Linked DNA regions of Homo sapiens: region 2 is linked to region 1. The links are chromatin loops, found by intact Hi-C in ENCODE. Cell type or tissue: psoas muscle. All regions are shown on one strand. Region 1 holds the start of TMEFF1 (transmembrane protein with EGF like and two follistatin like domains 1). Region 2 has its middle 18 kb from the start of CAVIN4.

Region 1 (2,500 bases):
ACAAACACACGCTCCCGCGAGCACACCCACGACCACACCGGGAGCCCCGGCCGGCCGCTCAGCCTCGCCGGCCCCGGCCCCGGCCCCACCGCCTCCCCACACGCCGGGCCGCCCTCGCCCAGCCACTCGACACACTCGGACGCACCCACGGCCACTCCCATCCCCAGCGCCGGTCCCAAAGCCACACCGCACGCTCGCGCCCTGCCCTCCGCCCTCGCTCACCCTCGGGCCCACCCCTGGGACCCCCACGACGGGGTCTTTCCCAGCCCGGCCGACCGCAGGGACCACGAGGGAGGCGGCAACGGAGGGGTGGGAAGACCTAGGGCCGGCTCCGACCGGTCCTACCTGAGCAGTTGATGCTCTTGCCTTTGCCGCCGGGACAGTCCCCGCCGCTGCCGCCGCCACCACCCGGGGGCTGGTTGGACGCGCGGCTCCCGGGCAGAGAGAAGGCGAAGAGCAGAAGCACCGACGTGTAGCAGCAGAAGGCGAGCGGAGGCGCGGCAGGCAGCCGGAGCGGCGCCTCAGCGGCTGCGGCGCCCATGACTGGTGCCCCTGGACGGCGGGAAGCGCAGGGAGCCGCAGGCCGGGGGCATCCAGCCGCGCGCCCAGAGCCCCGCCGCTGCCTCGGTGCCTCCTAGCAGCCGCGCCGCTGAGCCGGGGAGCAGCCCGTCAGCATCCCCGCCCCACCCGCAGCGTCCGCCAGGCCCGGGCCCGCGGCGCTCGGGACGGAGTCGGCGGGTCCGGGCGCGTGCGAGGGTCGCGGGCGCGCAAGGGTGCGCGCGAGGGTGCGAGCCGGCGTGGGGGACACCGCGGCGAGGGGAGCGGGCGGGCGCGCGCGCGGCGGGCGGGGGTCGCGGGCCGGAGGCAGGCCCAGCCTCTTGCTCGCCTCCTCGCCTTCCCTTTGTGTCCGTGGCCGTTGCCACCGCGTCACAAAGACCCCGGCCCGCCCGGTGAGGGGCGCGTGACGGAGCCGCCGGCGGGAGGGGTGGCTGCGACCCCGCCCCGCGCACACCCCCAGCTCCCGCGCCGACAGCTCCGCCCCCGGCCGCGGCCGGCGCCGCCTCCAGGGGAGCTATTGTTCCTGCGACAGGGCAGGGGCGCGGGGGCCGGGGTTGGGGCCACCCCTCGGCGGTAGGCTGCACCGTAGCAGACTTGTTTGCCGCCCTTTGTGAGCTGTTTTTGAAGCGTTTCCTTCGCCCAGCAGCAGGGCTGGGAATGAGGGCAGGTGGTCTGTCATATATCTATAATAGTTTTTAGGTGGAAGAAACTGAGTCACGGAAGAGGTAAAGGTGACTTGTCCAAGGTTGCATACCAAGAAATGGGCAGGACCAGGATGGGAGCCCAAGTTCTGACTCTAGCCATGCAGTTCTCAGAGATGTTGGGTGAATGGTTAGATTTCTAGGTTCCTCATCCCCACCTCATTCCCGTAGACTCACATACAAGTGAGTGAAAATAGTTTTACAAAAGTCTGTGTTGCCCTCTCCCCCTAACAAAAGCTGAGATTCAGAGAGGATTTTCTAATATACAAGGCCTGGTGAAAGCTCTTTATGTGCATTCTCTTCAATTATTTTTTTACAGGCCTCGGAGGGAGTTTTCGTTCTTATCTCCATTCTACAGATGAGGAAGTAGGGACCCAGAGAGGCAAGGTGATCTGACTCCCAGTCCAGTGCTCTTCCTACCACATCCTGCTAGGTGATAACTAGACATAGGTACTAAGATCATGGACTGAATTGTGTGAAAGTCCTCTGCCTTTTTCATTCTATTATATTGCATCCCACCCCAGAAGGAATTTTAAGTCTCATTGAAAAACTGATCAATTTGATTCATAAAATTAAGAAATGTGTGAAAAGCCACCGCAAGCAAAGCCACATTAGGAAAAATGTCTTCAGTGCAAATATGAGACAATATACTTAATATAAAGTTATATGTCAAGAAGAAAAAGTTAACATAATAGAAAAATAGGAAGCTTGACTCTTATTCACAAAAAGTACAGACAATAAATACATGAAAACAGATTTGAACCCACTAGTAATAAAAGATTAAAACCACAAAACTCTGGCCAGGGGCAGTGGCTCACACCTGTAATCCCAGCACTTTTAGAGGCCGAGGTGGGCGGATCACCTGAGGGCAGGAGTTCGAAACCAACCTGGCTAACATGGTGAAACCCCGTTTCTACTAAAAATAGAAAAAATTAGCCAGGCATGGTGGCGCGCACCTGTAACGCCTATAATCCCAGCTACTTAGGAGGCTGAGGCAGGAGAATCGCTTGAACCCGGGAGGTAGAGGTTGCAGTGAGCAGAGATTGCACTATTTCACTCCAGCTTGGGCAACAAGAGCGAAACTCCATCACACACACACACGCACACACAATTATTTTCCCTTTGGATGATTAACAAGAGTTAAAAGAATTGGCAGACTGAGCACTACTAATTTATACATTTTAGGAGGGCAATTTGACTATGTATCAAAAAACCTTTAAAATATGTTTACTCTTTAGCAA
Region 2 (2,500 bases), 120 kb before region 1:
TTGGAGGACCTGAGAGGCCAGTCTCTGGAATGCAGAAACTGAGGAGGAAGAATAAGAGATGAGGATGAAGTTAGGCACGCAGGAGCCAGATCTTGCAGAGCTCATATTTGAGCCTTTTTTTCCTAAAAGTTATGAAAGCCACTGGATGATTGTGATCTCTGTGTAGTAAAAATGCTATGTCTTAGTTAAGCAGAATATGCAACTGCCCACAATCAAAGTCGATAAAATGGATCATATACATCTACAAAATGGTTTCAAGTTAAATTCTGTTAATGTTAAATGCTAGGGGCAAAAAAAAAAATGCAATGCAGATACCACTATTACAATAGCCTCCTTCTCTATCTCTAGAGGCTACTTGTAGTCCCTCTAAACAATAACACCTATTTTTGACTGCTTACTAAATGCTAAGTTTGCTAAGTGCTTTCCATAAAATATCTGGCTTAATATAACACCTTTAGGTGGGTACTATTTAGAAACTGGGTTCAGATAATATAATTTGCCCAAGTTCTCACAGTCAGTAAATGGCAGACACAAGCCAATTTTCCAGTTATAAAGCTAAAGCTCTTGATTGTACATTGAAATACCCCACCTAAGCTTTTGGAAACACTCAACTTCACAACTTTCAGTATCTCCATGCTGCCTTCAACTTCATTCCACCATGCCCTTCGCAGTAGACTCCCTTTGTAAATCAATGCCAACCTGATGCAAGCACAGGTTTGGAATACACACACCCTTAACACCATACAACAAACCACAGCTACCTTTTGAGGGCCACCACTAGAACCAGGACACTTTCTCCTGGCTCATCCCACCTGATACTTTTTCTCCTCCTTACCAACCCATGATTTTGATGCTCTAATCTCTGGCAGCTGAACCCAGTTCTAATTAATACATGCTAATATATGCTAGATAAATGTAAATTTACCTGAATAAGAGCCAAAGAAAAACAGAGGCAAATCCACTATAGTATTCTACTAATCATCCAGTTTGTCATTTTCTATGTTAAACCTCCCCCTCTATTCTTAATCAACAGTGGATAGGTTCCAAACTGCCTGTGCATAAACAATTATGAAAATATCCACTAGATGTCAGCCTTGAGCTGCAGTGAGGCTTGGGGAGCGGACATGGAATGGAAAACTCTTGGGAGTTTGGGTGATTTCCTTTGCAGTGTAAACTAAGGCAGGAACTGTAGTTAGCTTTTTGTATGAACACAATGGCTGGATTTTTTCAATGAGTATAAATACAATAAATTGGATCATGTCGTTCTTATTAACACGTTCCCATGGGTCCCCTTCTTATTCAGAGTAAAACCCAAAGTCCTTAGAACAGCCTGTGACACCCCACTGCTCCCACATTTCCCACCTCACCCATTTCAACCACACTGTCTCCTGAACACAACTGAAACTCTTCCTAGAAACACCTGAATGATTGACTATCAGATTCAAACATTCTGGTCACCTTACCAGAGGCCTTCCCAGACACCCTTTCTAAAATAGTGGCAGCCTGCACCACCCCCACTCATAATGCCCTGCCCCCTTACCTGACTTCTTCTTCACAGCACTTATCACCACCTAACATAACTATATTTGCTAGTTACTAGTCTTTCTCTGGAATCTCTGAAAGCAAGGGCTCTGTTCACTACTTTACTCCCAGAAGAGTGCCAGGCTTACATGAGGTGCTCAAAAAAATACTCATCAAATAAATGATCCTAATTCAAAGATATTCAGAGAAGAGGCCATAGTTCAAAGAGGCATTCATTTGTTTTCATTCAGTAGATACTTATTAAATACCTATTATCTTATTAATGAGAAACACAGTAAGTCCTTTGCACTTACAGAATCTCAGAGAGAATGCACACACAATTTTAAAAGGCTTTACAAAGAGAGAGATATTTGGGCCAGGTGTGGTGGTTCATGACTGTAATCTCAGCACTTTGGGAGGCCAAGGAGGGAGGATTGCTTGAGCTCAGGAATGTGAGACCAGCCTGGGCAACATAGTGGACCTCATCTCTATTAAAAATAAAGAAAAAAAAAATAGCCAGGCATGGTGGGCATGTGCCTGTGGTCCCAGCGGTCCCAGCTACTTGGGAGGCTGAGGTGGGAGGATCACTTGAGCTTAGGAGATGGAAGCTATAGTGAGCTATGATTGCACCATTGCAATCCAGCCTGGGCAACAGAGCAAGCCCCGCCTTAAAAAAAAAAAAAAAAAAAAAAAAAAAGCCGGGCACGGTAGCTCATGCCTGTAATCCCAGCACTTTGGAAGGCCAAGGAGGGCGGATTACGAGGTCAGGAGATCGAGACCATCCTGGCTAACACGGTGAAACCCTGTCTCTACTAAAAATACAAAAAATTAGCTGGGCATGGTGGCGGGCACCTGTAGTCCCAGCTACTCGGGAGGCTGAGGCAGGAGAATGGCATGACCCCGGGAGGCGGAGCTTGCAGTAAGCCAAGATTGCGCCACTGCACTCCAGCCTGGGCGACAGAGTGAGACTCTCAGAAAA

Evidence for each region. Peaks named below come from ENCODE experiments on the same cell type or tissue, not always from the same donor. Only the 100,000 strongest peaks of a DNase experiment are listed, where the experiment ranks them.
Region 2: a loop joins it to region 1, with 2.9 times the contacts of the local background. A loop is called at or near these places in 8 of 110 quality-filtered maps.

The regions. Positions count from the first base shown.
Region 1 is chr9:100,471,586-100,474,085 of GRCh38, reverse strand. All of the region lies in intron 1 of MSANTD3-TMEFF1 (MSANTD3-TMEFF1 readthrough), which reads right to left. It overlaps TMEFF1 (transmembrane protein with EGF like and two follistatin like domains 1), which reads right to left and starts at 937. Exons shown (of 10, transcript NM_003692.5): 1 at 346-937. The coding sequence starts at 541. LOC124902237 (a long non-coding RNA gene) reads left to right here and starts at 1,196. Exons shown (of 3, transcript XR_007061702.1): 1 at 1,196-1,283; 2 at 1,579-1,709. RefSeq lists silencers at 152-311, 622-681, 962-1,121. In psoas muscle, no CTCF peak of the experiment used is centred here; DNase peaks (open chromatin) are centred at 495 and 1,045; H3K4me3 peaks cover 1,762 bases.
Region 2 is chr9:100,594,382-100,596,881 of GRCh38, reverse strand. No RefSeq gene overlaps it. Among named protein-coding and RNA genes, the nearest start is that of CAVIN4, 18 kb to the right of the region's middle. In psoas muscle, a CTCF peak has its summit at 1,087 (motif pointing right); no DNase peak of the experiment used is centred here.